Regions from separate parts of the Homo sapiens genome. Here region 1 is linked to region 2. Evidence: chromatin contacts called from ENCODE POLR2A ChIA-PET data. All regions are on one chromosome and are shown on one strand. The core of a region is the stretch at or near the end of the contact, and the rest is flanking DNA. Distances in the headings are between cores, read along the strand shown. Region 1 overlaps RMC1 (regulator of MON1-CCZ1). Region 2 holds the start of RBBP8-AS1 (RBBP8 antisense RNA 1).

Region 1 (6,862 bases), core at 4,363-6,862, 600 kb after region 2:
GTTTTTGTTTTGGTATAGATGGGGTCTTGCCTTGTTGCCCAGGCTGGTCTCAAACTCCCAGCGTTAAGTGATCCTTCTGCCTCGGCCTACCCAAAGTGCTGGGATTATAGGCATGTGCCACTGAGCCTGGCCTGCTATAGCTTTTTTTTTTTTTTTTTTTTTTAACCGTAACCAGAAAGGGGTTGCGAATGACATCTAGCTGTCAGGTCTTTAAAGTAGAGTGTCCTTTAAAGGTACTTTTGCATTGGTAACCTTTTGAGATTAGTTTTTATCATAGCAACGTGTGGAAATTCTGAAGCTGACATGAAGTTGGTTTGATCCGTGTGTGAACATTGTGCCTTTCCAGTGTTAAGTGAGTCAGACAGAGCATCGCTGCCCGTGATAGCCACTGTTTTTGATAAACTCAACCATGAGTATAAAAAGTACCTGGATGCCGAGCAGAGTTATGCGATGGTGAGTTACATGGAGTATGACAAAGGGTCCTCCTCCCCCACCCCCTCCCGGGTATTTTCTAAGTAATTATGATGCAAAATTGTTTCCTATATATTAGAATAAGGTCGCTGAGATTTGCCGCCTGCCATAGGGCAAGGTGGCAGTAGTGGGGGATAGTGGAGGAGTAGTAAATTCAGGGTCCCTGCATCCCACGAGCTGGCGGCTGCATCTCACTTCATACCTTCACTGTTTTTGTTTTTCCCATCTGTGTTTGATCTTGCCTGTAGATCCTTGGTCTACTGTTATAGATGAGAAAAATCAGTCTCTGCTTTGCAATATTTTGTATATTTTTCTGTTATGCCAGAGTGAGGACTTAGAAAATTAAATTAGAAATATTTATATTTGCCACACCTTTCTTCCCTTTTGGGAAAGAATCCTGTTGAGATAGTGACGATTCAGTGTTAGCACTTAGCAGGCGTGTTTGTAGTCAAGGTAATAACCATGGCTTATCGCCACCAATTCCCGCTGTATTACTTGTACATCATATCTTCTGAAGCCAGAAGAAAAGTTTAGGACAAGGAGAATGAATTATTTCAATTCCAGGATCTGATTAGTCCTAGGCTGAAAATGGTTTTAAACCAACAAAAGCCCCAGAACTCCACTCCCCTTTAGCTGTTCATGGAAGGGTAAGAGGTCTGAGACAGGCACTGAAGAGGGCCAGTTGCTGGGACAGTGTCCATTCCTACGCTGCCAGACGTGAGGGATGGCTGAGTCCTTTTGGACTCTATTGCTGTGGGTGTTCTGGGCTGTGGGAATCAGTAGGTCTGATCCCAAATGGCAGTTTCTGTGCCGTCCCACACGGTCTGCTGGGCTCCATAAACCGTCATGACTCAGCAGTGTGGGCCACTGACCAGCCACATGAGCAGCATCTGGAGTTTCTTGGAAATGCAAGTTCTCAGGCTACACCCCACAGCTATTGCATAATCTGCACGGATCTGAACTGCTTTTTTTTTTTTGAGACGGAGTTTTGTTCTTATTGCCCAGGCTGGAGTGCAATGGTGAGATCTTGGCTCACCGCAACCTCTGCCTCCTGGGTTCAAGGGATTCTCCTGCCTCAGCCTCCTGAGTAGCTGGGATTACAGGCATGCGCACAGGAAAAAGTTGTATCTAAGTAGAGAAAGTGTTTTCCGCTCATATCCTGGGTCCACATCGAAGAATTCAGTCCTTGTGGATGAACTGTAAACAGCACCCTTCCTCTAAGATGCCGAAGATCATAGTTTGTGGTTTTTTTCTTTCAGGCGGTGGAAGCAGGGCAGAGCCGAAGCAGCCCGCTCCTCAAGAGGCCGGTGCGGACCCAGGCGGTGCTGGACCAGTCAGATGTGTACACCCATGTCCTGTCAGCCTTTGTGGAAAAGAAGGTGGGCTGCAGCTTTCCGCCTCTTCTGGACTGAGAATGCTCAAAACAAGGAAGTTGCTGAAAACGAGGAGACTTCATGTGATTAGAGTCACTTGAAGTGATTAGAATCACTGGAGTTTCCTTGGGTGAGGCCCTAGAGCTGGTAGTTTGGCTTCTAATGCTGAGGCCTAAAGCATAATTGTTGACGGGTGGTTCTGGAGCGATGTGTGCAAAACCAGTGAAAGATGAACACTGGGCCATTTTAAGATGGAAACAAGGTGGGGGTTGGATAGAGAGTTATATGCAGCCTCTTTTGCACCTCGTTGGTATTTGTAAGACCACATTTTTTTCTCCCTAGGAGATGCCTCATAAATTTGTGATAGCCGTGCTGATGGAATACATTCGTTCTCTTAACCAGTTTCAGATTGCAGTACAGGTACCTTCAAATCATCTGGGCCCAAGTTAAAACAGAAGGAATTTAAAAAAAAAACACAGTCACTGTCTTAGAAGATGACTCATATGCTAAGACAGGTCTGCCTCCCTGACTCAGAATGCTGAGTGACTCCTGACATTATTAGTTGGAATGGGAAGTGTAAGGTCAAGTTGGGGTCTTTACCTGCATGACGAAACCACTTCTTGTAATGACAGACTTTTACTGTGTTGGTTAGAATAGCCAGTCCTTGGGGAGCCTCTAGTCTGTTGTAGCTGAATGATTTGGAAGTGTTCTTTCACTTTTTACTTTTGTCCTCAGCATTACCTACATGAACTTGTTATCAAAACCCTTGTCCAGCACAACCTCTTTTATATGCTGCATCAGTTCCTGCAGTACCACGTCCTCAGCGACTCCAAACCTTTGGTATGCATTGCCAGATTTTTACTTCCATTGTGGTTAAAAATGGAAAATTTTAACCGTTATCTTTCCAACTGAAGTGGGTCTAAAAATGTCTTTCAGGCTTGTCTGCTGTTATCCCTAGAGAGTTTCTATCCTCCTGCTCATCAGCTATCTCTGGACATGCTGAAGGTAACTCTGATGTGTGAGGTTTTAGACTATGGAAACTAACTCTGTTCCTGTTGTTTGCACTGACCTGGACTTCTCTCCCTTACTGCTAGCGACTTTCAACAGCAAATGATGAAATAGTAGAAGTTCTCCTTTCCAAACACCAAGTGTTAGCTGCCTTAAGGTTTATCCGGGGCATTGGTGGCCATGACAACATTTCTGCACGAAAATTTTTAGATGCTGCAAAGCAGACTGAAGACAACATGCTTTTCTATACAATATTCCGCTTTTTTGAACAGCGAAACCAGCGTTTGCGAGGGAGCCCCAATTTCACACCAGGTGAGAATGCAATGAAAAGACTTGGGGTAACCATAGCCTCAAAGAGTAGCAGAGGGCACTGGCAGCTGGTGGGCGAGGACCCTGGGTTAGCATTTTTGTAAACAACACAATTTGATAACAGCCCACCTAGCCCTTGGCCCATTATTTGTAGTAGAGTGAATTCAGTATACTGACAGAATCTGAATTATGCTCTGGAACTCACCGAGGAGGTGTGTTTTGAGTCAAGACACATTTAGGACCCAGATCAGGCACAGCCCATCTCTTATAGCAGATCTTGGAATATCTCTTAAAGCCAGGAATAAGACGGCAAATGGTGGCTAAGGGTTTTAAAGGGTCTGGGGCTTATTAAGGTTTCAGTTTTATGAAGTATACATTGGTTGATCATTCTCATTTTTTTTTTGAGACAGAGTCTCGCTCCGTTGCCCAGGCTGGAGTGCAGTGGTGTGATCTCGGTTCACTGCAACCTCCGCTGGGTTCAAGCGATTCTTCTGCCTCAGCCTCCTGAGTAGTTGGGACTACAGGTGCGTGCCACCACACCCGGCTGATTTTTGTATTTTTAGTAGAGATGGGGTTTTACTATATTGTCCAGGCTGGTCTCAAACTCCTGACCTCATGATCCGCCTGCCTCAGCCTCCCAAAGTGCTGGGATTACAGGTTTGAGCCACCGCACCTGGCCCTGGTTGATCATTCTCATCTCCAAATAGTTATACAACCTAAGACATCATCTTTAGGATAGGGAAGGATCAGGGCTGTCTAATGAAACTTCTAGGTCTATTTCTAGCTCAATGTAAGACGGCATTTAGTTACCATAAGGACAGGTTAGATAGAATCTCTTCCATTTAGCTTTTGTATTTGTCTCTCAAAGCAGATAGGGTAACCCCAAAACTTAGGAAAACAATGTATTTTATTAAAGAAAAATAAGTTAAAACCCAGTAGACACACCTACGAGATGCTTTCTTTGTCCCTCATTTCATGCCACATCTAACTGGCAATTAAATCTCTTCCTTTCTAGGGGAACACTGTGAAGAACATGTTGCTTTTTTCAAACAGATTTTTGGAGACCAAGCTCTAATGAGGCCTACAACATTCTGAAATCACTTGCTGTTTTTTTATATAAAAATGTGTACAAAGTTAATTTATTGCATTAATAAAGCTCTTTAAACTATAAAATGTTATAAAGTGTATCTACAACCTCAACTGTCACTAAAAATATGGTATAGAACTTGTGGGATGGCTTACTCCTAAAAGGAGAGACAGACAGTGCATTGATTGGCCTTTACAGAGTGTCAGTGAGCGGATCACATTCACAGCCATCTAGTGTCACCTCCTGCTTGCCAAAGAATGAGGTTTCTTTCCTGAAGAGGCTGGGAGAAGTTTAGTGTCCTGTGGTTGCCTCCAGATCTAGTAATACTGCTTCCCAAGTCAACTGTGCATTCCTGAGTTCACAGGCGCTACGTTCAAAGCTGCTGCCAAACAACCGATGGTTGGCACCATCCGGTGTTCAACTTGGCCTTGCCGATGCAGCACCCGTCCAGTGGTAAACCGACCGACCCTTAGACACAGTTCAGTCAGGATGCCCTGCGAGAGGGCTAGAAATTTAGAAGCCGTTCGCGCTCTGTTCCTTTGTATCGCTCTTCAGTGGCACAACTTTTGGCTTTATTTACTGATGGCCCTATGAGAGAGAGAGACTTTTTCTTATTTCTGCAGGAGAAAGGGAGCTAGTTGGCTGGGCATAGTGGCTCACGCCTGTAATCCCACTTTGGAAGACTGAGGCAGGAGAATTGCTTGAGACCAGCCTGGACAACAGAGTGAGACCACATCTCTCTCCCTCTCTTTTGGAGATGGGCTCTTTGCTTTCTTCCTCAGGCTGCAGTGCAGTGGTATGAACACGACTCACTGCATCCTAAGCCCACCCTTCTGGGCTCAAGCAAGCTTCCTGCCTCAGCCTAACAAGTAGGTGGGACTGCAGACGCACACCACTTCACCTGGCTAATTTTATTTTTGTAGAGATGGAGGCCTCACTATGTTGCCTAGGCTGGTCTCAAACGATTCTCCTGTCTCAGCCTTCCAAAGTGCTCATCTCTTTTTTTTTTTTTTTTTCTTAAAAGGAACTAGTATATTAGATTGTAATAGAACTACTTTCTATCCCCCGGAGATGATAAAAAGCCCCTCATTTTCTTAATCTTCTACTTCAGTGCTTCAATTTAGTGACAAAGCTATAAATGAAGCAAATCAGTATTGTTCTTTCAACCGTGGGTCATTTTTGTGCAAGGTGAAGTGGCCATAGAAGTAAAAGGATCAAGGACAGTCTCGAGATGAAGAAAGGCAGCAAGCACTTTGCTAAGAAACGGGAAATCCATGAGGGACATAAAAAGCTGTTCTGCAGCACTGCTGGTGTGAGAGCTGGCTGCCAGATGGACTCCTTCATCTCAGTGGCAGGGAGGAGCTGCCCTGCCTGCTGACACTCAGATCCATTCAAGGACTGGCTCCAGGCCTTTGTGAAGCAGACAGATCAGGCCTCCAGAAAAAACATCGACAACTTCCTAATAAAGTAGTCTGCACCATCATGAATCCCCTGGATGGGTTTTTTCTTTTAGAAGAAATTTTTTTACTCAGTATCATTTATCATTATCAAATGACCATTAGTATGAGTTCAAATACTTGAAAAGAATGCCTCAGGATAGAATTCCCTTTCAGTAATGTCCTTCTATTGTGCCACCCTTTTAAGATGAGAACTCTTACCTATGTAACTGAGTAAGACAGGGAGAAATATTAATCCGTGAGTGGCTCCCAGTAAGACCATGGCCAAATACATCCTGAAGTAGAATATCTGGAAAATTTGAGATTTGGCAAAAGCCAACACCACAATCCCTCCAAATTTTGTAAGTGTGATTCCACTGAACACCTAAAAGAAGAGATACTGTGTTAGAAACCACTTTTACCAACCTGTAATTGAACAAAAACACTTCCTTACAAGGATTTCTCCCAGGTTCAAGTGATTCTCCTGCCCCAGCCTCCTGAGTAGCTGGGATTAAACAGGTGCACGCCACCATGCCTGGCTAATTTTTGTGTTTTTAGTAGAGATGGGGTTTCACCATGTTGGCCATGGTCTCGAACCCCTGGCCGCAAGTGGTCCGCCAGCCTTGGCCTCCCAAAGTGCTGGGGTTATAGGCATGAGCCACCGTGGCCAGCCCTTATGGGGATTTCTTAATATTCAAGGTTCAAAGCAATGGGAACTGAACCCAGGTAGCATCATCTACTACCTAACACTATTTGCTGCCTTATGATCCTGGGGGAGAGGTATGACCAAGTTAAAAGCTGTGTATTCTGCACAGACACTGCATCGTGTCTCCCAATTGATTATCTTTCTTTATATTCTCAGGTGAAAACTTAAATATTTAAAAGTGTTACGAAACAAAGTTTTAGTTTTTACTCTTTACCAGGTATTTTCTACAGTGGTAAAGAGATAGGCTAAGCCAGGGTGTAGAGTTGAACCAAGACGACTCTCCAGGCACCAACCGCACATCACACGCTGGGTTCTGGCCCGGGCTCCCCTGCATTTTAAATGGGAAAGACTGCCAGCTGTCTCATGTTTAACTTGTCTGTTATTTTCCTGCTTCAGCACACTGCCACCTAAAAAGGAGCCGTACCAACAGGTACAGTTCCACAGAACGTCCGTTCTGTCCACGATGTGGCAG
Region 2 (7,042 bases), core at 4,513-7,012:
AGTTTGAGACTAGCCTGGCCAACATGGCAAAACTCCGTCTCTACTAAAGACACAATAATTAGCTAGGCAGGTGCCTGTAATCCCAGCTACTCGGGAGACTGAGGCATGAGGATTGCTTGAATCTGGAGGGTGAAGGCTATCATAAGCTGAGATCGCGCCACTGCACTCCAGCCTGGGGGACAGAGTAAGACTTTGTCTCCAAAAAAAAAAAAAAGTAGGAAAACAGAAGAATAAAGAAAGCACAGTCTGACATCAAGGAGCCCAGCTGAAGATTAAAAACACAAAAATAATTACAATATAATGGTGTTAAGTGCAATGATAAAGATATATATTGAGGGCATGGGAGAATGAGGAAGGCCATTTGTGAAAGGGTATAGAAAGGAAGGATGAAGAGAGATGTTAGGTTAGTCGCCTGAAAGAGGTAGTGCCTGAGCTGAGACTTAAAAGAATAAGAAAGATGAAGTGTAACAAATGGGGGTGAAAGTAATTCCAAGAGAAAAACATTGTATGAGCCAAGAGTAAGACACAGCCAAGGGAAGGAGAGAGGAATAAAAGCAGTTTCCTGTTGAAAGAGGGAAAGAGCAAGGGGTACAGCAGAGACTGTGCAAGGATAAGAGCTTGTGTGACATTTTAAAGAAACTGATTTTTAACCTTTAGGCAATAGCCTTTTTTTCTTTTTTTTTTTTGAGACACAGTCTCGCTTTGTCGCCCATGCTGGAGTGCAGGGGTGTGATCTTGGCTCACCACAACCTCCGCCTCCTGGGTTCAAGTGATTCACCTCCCTCAGCCTCCCGAGTAGCTGGGATTACAGGTGCCTGCCACCATGCCCATCTAATTTTTGTATTTTTAGTAGAAACAGGGTTTCACCATGTTGGCCAAGCTGGTCTCAAACTCCTGACCTCAAGTGATCCAACCACCTCGGCCTCCCAAAGTGCAGGGATTATAGGCGTAAGCTACCGCACCAGTCTGGCAACAGTCTTTTGAAGAGTTTTAAGCAAAGGAATGCCAGGATCAGAAATAATGGTTTAGATGTTGGGCAGCTGTGAGACTGAATTAAGGTGAACAAGACTGGAAGCAGGGAGGCTGTTGCCTAGGTAAGAAACATCAGGGCCTCAACTAGGGCAATAAGTGAGGTTGGAAAGGAAAGCACTAATTCAAAATTATATTTAAGAGGTATCATCAGCAGAATATAGTGCCTGACTCGTCCTGACACCATGGAAAGGAGTTTGGATTTTATTCTAGGGTGATGGGAAGACCCTGAAATGCTTTAAGCAGGGAGTGTGATTTTCTGATAGATTTTAAAGAACCTCTCAGACTGCTGTTGGAGAATATACTGTAATGGAGAACAGAGTGGATAACAGATTTTTTTTTTTTTTTAAAGGAGGATATTGCCGTAGAAGAGGTTGATGGTAGCTTGAACCAGGGTGGACACAAAGGTGAGAAGCAACTGGATTGTTTGGGCAGGTGTGTGTGTGTGTGTGTGTGTGTGTGTGTGTGTGTGTGTGTGTGAAGAGACAGGCGGGTGTGTGTGTGTGTGTGTGTGTGTGTGTATGTGTGTGTGTTTAAGAGACAGGTTCTGGCTGTCATTCAGCCTATACTGCAGTTTCTCAAATCTCAAGTGAGCCTCCCGCGGGCCTCCCACAGCGTTGAGGTTACAGATATGAGCCACCCTATCTGGCCTCAGGTTGTATTTTTAACTGCAAATGGTTTTGCCTAATTCGTAGGGTTGAGAAAGAAAAAAGCAAGTTTAGGAAGATCACACTTGTGGAGCTCAATTGTCTTGTTTAATCAGGAGGCCAGGTTGTCCACCTAGAGTGAAAATAGCTTCAGAGGCTTGAGGACTGAAAATAGTAAAGGTCTGGAAGACAGCAGAGAAAATAAAAAGAGCTGAACAAAGGCTATTTTAAGGATTAACTGATGCCCTGCATGAAGTTTGAAACCATATGACTTTAGTGATATCAGTCTAACGTGATACGTCATTTTCCCTTCACAACACTCAACTACCCAGCTGCAGGAGTTAAGCATAGATTCTAGAATCTACAGGATTTCATTTGTAAATGGCTTGAGTTAGATGACTTTTAAATCTACGTGAGTTCCAAAACTTTACTTTTAAGAATCCTAGAGTCTGTACTGCTATCACACAATTTATTTTAAATTGGTGCCTAGATATACATAATGTAAACTTACCATTTTAACTATTTCACTAGTTTATTTAAATTCAGCATTCTAGCCAGGGGCCTCCAATAGGTGTGCTGGGACATTAAAAACCTAGCCCTGAAGGTGGCAGCACTGGGCCTGAGGTGACTAGTCTCAACTTCTGTTGCCACTGGATGGAAGCAGCCTCATCTTTTCATTACAATATATAACACAAGTGTTCATTTTCTAAGCATGCTGAAATTGAAAAAGTTTGGGAAGTACTGTCCTAAGCCACAACATATGAGAAACCCAGTATTATGAAGAGTTCAAAATAACTGCTTCTCTGTTAAAGATGTTTTTTCAGCAGATCTTTGGAACCTCAAAATTTATTCCATGTGGTTCTTAAAGCTTTAGAACCTATCTATGAGGATGCCCGCCATTTCCATTGTTAAAGTGGCCATATAAAATCTCATTTAAAAATCTAAGAATTTTGAATGTACCCAAAGGTTTCCATTTACATAGAAATGGGATCCACCAGGGAATGCCCATTTCATTCATTCATAGAATATTGATTTGGTGGCAGACACTGGGCTAGTTCCTGGAGATAAAAGGGTGAACAAACCTTTTTTATTTTTTATTTTTTTAATTTTAAGACAGGGTCTCTCGCTCTGTCACCTAGGCTGGAGTACAGTGGCACAATCATAGTTCACTGCAGCCTTGAACTCCTGGGCTCAAGCAATCCTCCCACCTCAGCCTCCACAGTAACTAGAACTAGAGGCACGAACCACTGTGTCCAGCTATTTTGGTTTGATTTTTAGAATAGGAGACAAGATTTCACTATGTTGCCCAAGCTCATCTTGAACTCCTGGCCTCAAGTGATCCTCTTGCCTCAGCCACCCAAAGTCTGGCCCAAGACGTGGTTTTTTATCTCAAGAAATTTACAGTCCAGTGGGGAGACAGAATTAATTAAATAACTAAAACAATAAAAACTGTAAGATGGGGAGGTTACATGGTACTGTAGGAGGATCTAGTAGAAGAGACTATTGAAATAAGATAAAAACATGATTAGTAGATAGCTGGGGCAAAGAGTGGGGGTAGGTTTGGTGGAGAACTCCAGGCAGAGACAATAGCACGCAATGGCCTAGGAGACATCAAAAGTCTAGTGAGACCAGAGGACAGAAAATGTCTGGAAATAAAGCCAAAGGGGTAGCAGAGGCAATTCAAAGGGGCTTCCTTCACAGAGTAACTGGAAGCCACTGAAAGGGTTTAAGCAGCATAGTGACATTAACAGATTTACTTTTCAAGATCACAGTAGCTGCAGTATAGAGAAGTGGTCTCAAAGTAGACACAATTTAAGGTGGAGGAGGGAAGATGTATTTTTATTCTATTTTTTATCCTTTAAAAATGCTTTTAAAATGGATTATAATCATATTAGCTAAGAAATACTAATTATGGCTAGCTTTTGGGCACATAGTATATATCTGAATACTAAGCAGTTTACATATATTCATTTAATCTTAATACCCTGTGAGGTTGGTACTATTATTATCCTCAATTTACAGGTAGGTAAAATGGGACAGCGAGCTTAAGCAGTCAGTCCAAAGTCACTCAGTAAGGAAGTATTAGAGCAGGATTTAAACCCAGATGTCTGACTTCAGAGCCTGTAACTTCATTAGATCATGTACCATTTTTCAACAGTACATGTATGTAATTTAAAATTAAATATATATATGGAGAATAGAAGTTCAAATTTTTTTCTGAACACCAGTGAAAACAAAGATTTAGGAGGGGTGGTTGGTAGCGTGGATGTGGAAAGGAGCCTAGCAGTAGACTAGGTAAGAAATAACAGTATCTTGGATTATGGAGGTAGTGATGGAGAGAAGGGGATGGATTTACATGTTTAGTAAGTAAAATTGGACTGCGTGATGGCTTGGATATGGAAGTTAGGGATGAATAAAGTGTCAAGGATGACTCTTTGGTTTCTGACTTGCATAAATGGATTAGAGAGTGAGACACAGGCAGAGGCCATAGGAACAGGTTGGGTCATTCTGCTCAGTTTTTCTTTGGACCACAGTAGAGACCACAGCACACTGCTCTTTCAATACTCTGTTAAATGACAAACTTATTACAGGTTATTTCTGTCATAAACATAAAAGCTTCACTCTGTCAATTATGTTTCCTATCTTGCGTTAAAAATTACATAGTCAAAATTTCATCCATTTTCTTTTAAAAATGTGGAGTTAAGTCTTATAAAATGGGGAAGTGAATGATAGTTGCTGTAACAGGCTAATAGAAGGTTTAGCACCCCTCTTCTGTATACTAACTTTTTAAGTTATATTTATTCATCCCTTAAGATGTGGGACAGGTGGAAAAATTACCTTTCCACTTTGTATTTATGATTTCTAAGTACTAAACTTTTAAAGCCTGTTAATATTATCCCTTCCCAGGTCTTAGAATAATTACACAAAAGTACTGGACTGGTTTAAAAGATATTTGATTCTAGTCTATTTTGTTCATTTGTAGAATTTCTAGTGGTCTAAAAACGATTCTTTTACAAATCAGGAGAAATAGGAATACCTACTATCGGTTTGAATCTCAAACGAACAGCCACAAGAAAAATGGACTTTTTAAAAAAAATTATCTAACAGCATGTTGTCCCAATAAATAATGCTGAAGGAGATTCCTTCTCGTTTCAAATTTGCCAGAAACTTCCCGTTTAACCTCAGCAAAATACAGATCGTTTTGATCTATGGCGTTACCGCACAACCCTGTCAGGTCACATCACTAAACTGCAGATAACAGCGACAAGGCCGAAAACTATGTTAGACGGATCCGCGTCCATACCCCCCATCAGTTAATTTTAACTCTTCATTCGGTACAGGTCACTCTACACATGCTTCCCTGCAAAATGCTTAAGCTAGACACAGTGTACAGATAACTTTCACAGAACCGCAAGGGCTTGATGCTCCCCCAACAGAACGGCTTGAGCTTTCCCCAGCGCAATTCAGAAATGCTGTGGCGGTCGCCAGACTCTTCGGGTAGCTCCCGGCAGCTCCGAGGTAGCGCTCCCCTCCCCAACCATCGCCCTCCGGGATGGGCCGCACCGAAGAGCCCGCTCCTCAGCTAGGGCACGAAGTGCGCCGCCGCGATGGGCAGCTGGAGGAAGGGGCGTGACGCAAGTGGAACTCCCGCGTGACGTCGCGCGGGCTCCCGGGCGGGGCGGGTCCGGCCGCCTCCGAGCCCGGCCGGCAGCCCCCGGCCTTAAAGCGCGGGCTGTCCGGAGGGGTCGGCTTTCCCACCGAGGATTTGGCACTCTGGTGAGGGAAAAGGGCGAAAGAGAAAAGCGAGCAGCCGTCCTTTCACAGCCTCAGAAAGTGCTCGCTTCCCTTCGGGGGCTTTCGCGAATCCCGAGGCAATCTCGGAGGCGGTGAGTAAAAGCAATCTCTTTACCCCACCCGGAGCTCTGGGTCGGAGCGACTGCTTCTGGTCTGGAGCTGCGTGCTTGGCGAAGGGCTCCCGGGGTAGGGGTGGCTCCCGGCTCTGGGGTTGTGTCTGATGAAATAGGCCGGGCCCGGGCTACACTCGGTGGTGGTGGACCGGCGGGAGGACGAGCGCTACCTCAGTACTACTTCTGGGTCTCCCGCGCGGGCTGAGGAAGCGCCTTTCGCCGCCAAGCCCGCCCCGCGCATGCGCCGACTGCGGCTCGCGCGCGCGCTTCGGAGGTTTTTTGGCCAGACCCGCACGCGGAACCGGCGCGGGCACCTGGGGAGAAATGGATGGAGAAGGGACCTGGCTGGAAAGCCTTTGCCCCGCTGCTCTGCTCCGCCCATAAGAGGACCCCTGAAATGTCCCGTGCAGTTTGTTCAAGTCCCCTGTGTGATGAAATGTGCCTCTCGCCTTACCCGTGTGAGAATACCTGTGGTGTGGCAGCGAGTATTTTGGTGAGCACCTGCAGTGTAGTGGTTTATACTAAGGAATACACACAAATTACAGGCCTTTGAGCCCAGAATGCAACTTGGGAGGTAAGACGTGACGTTCTGAGAGATTGAAAAATGTACATTGTCGTCGTGCCTCGAATAACGGTTCATTGCAGAGAGAGATGCTAACAAAAAGTGCCGGGCATGCGGGTAGGTGGAAAGGGTTTTGCGAGCCAGAATTTGCAAGTTGAATGTTTTGTTTTTATGTTTTGTTTTTAAGGCACTGTACATCACTTACTTGAAGATAGATACGTAAAGGATGCTTATTTTACACTCTTTAAACGAATATGTTAATACTTTTTCGGTCATTGAAGTAATTAAACCTTCATTTTAAACTGTTGACTTAATAGAAATCGTTTATGTCTTCTTTTTTTTTCTTTTTGCTGCAGAGAGGTATTTTTTCTTTATTTTATTATTATTTTTTATACTTTAAGTTCTAGGGTACATATGCACGACGTGCAGGTTTGTTACATATGCATACATGTGCCATGTTGGTGTGCTGCACCCATTAACTCGTCATTTACTTTAGGTATATCTCCTAATCCTATCCCTCCCCCCACCCCACGGCAGGCCCCGGTGTGTGACGTTCCCCTTCCTGTGTCCAGGTGTTCTCATTGTTCAGTTCCCACCTATGATTGAGAACATGCGGGCTACAGAGAGGTATTTTACAGTTATTGGTCTCATGACTTGATTTCCATCCCTGACATAGCCATGTCCCAGCTGTGTGACCTTGGACATTTACTGCCTTACGCCTCTTCCCCCAACTCTAAAATGAAATTATAGTAGCTGTCTTACAGAGTTTTTCTGAAGGTTAGGTAGAATATAAATATTCTATAATATATAATTATATATTAAATAATATATAAATACAAATATTAATATTAATATTCTATAGTTTCTGGTATGTGGGAAACAAATGGTGACTTTTA

Evidence for each region. ChIA-PET counts read pairs that join two places held with the same protein, here RNA polymerase II (POLR2A).
Region 1: POLR2A ChIA-PET joins it to region 2 with 11 read pairs in activated naive CD8-positive, alpha-beta T cell. The contact joins the enhancer-like site here to the promoter of RBBP8-AS1 in region 2. POLR2A ChIA-PET finds 5 or more read pairs at or near these places in 2 of 52 experiments (H1 and activated naive CD8-positive, alpha-beta T cell).

Annotation. Positions count from the first base shown.
Region 1 is chr18:23,527,449-23,534,310 of GRCh38, forward strand. It overlaps RMC1 (regulator of MON1-CCZ1), which reads left to right. Exons shown (of 20, transcript NM_013326.5): 14 at 347-453; 15 at 1,731-1,850; 16 at 2,187-2,264; 17 at 2,580-2,684; 18 at 2,781-2,849; 19 at 2,939-3,164; 20 at 4,177-4,374. The coding sequence ends at 4,256. It overlaps NPC1 (NPC intracellular cholesterol transporter 1), which reads right to left. Exons shown (of 25, transcript NM_000271.5): 24 at 5,907-6,069; 25 at 3,994-4,836. The coding sequence ends at 4,754. Among named protein-coding and RNA genes, the nearest start is that of RMC1, 27 kb to the left of the region's middle. RefSeq lists an enhancer at 1,620-2,819. Within about 2 kb of position 5,613, at least 2 of the 41 ENCODE cell types and tissues checked have a DNase peak (open chromatin) inside an H3K27ac peak, as active enhancers do.
Region 2 is chr18:22,928,002-22,935,043 of GRCh38, forward strand. It overlaps RBBP8-AS1 (RBBP8 antisense RNA 1), which reads right to left and starts at 5,763. Exons shown (of 5, transcript NR_198963.1): 1 at 5,587-5,763. It overlaps RBBP8 (RB binding protein 8, endonuclease), which reads left to right and starts at 5,327. Exons shown (of 19, transcript NM_002894.3): 1 at 5,327-5,563. MIR4741 (microRNA 4741) reads left to right here and starts at 5,348; the gene lies at 5,348-5,437. RefSeq lists enhancers at 1,673-1,722, 5,057-5,897, 5,581-5,710, 6,071-6,120 and a silencer at 5,371-5,450.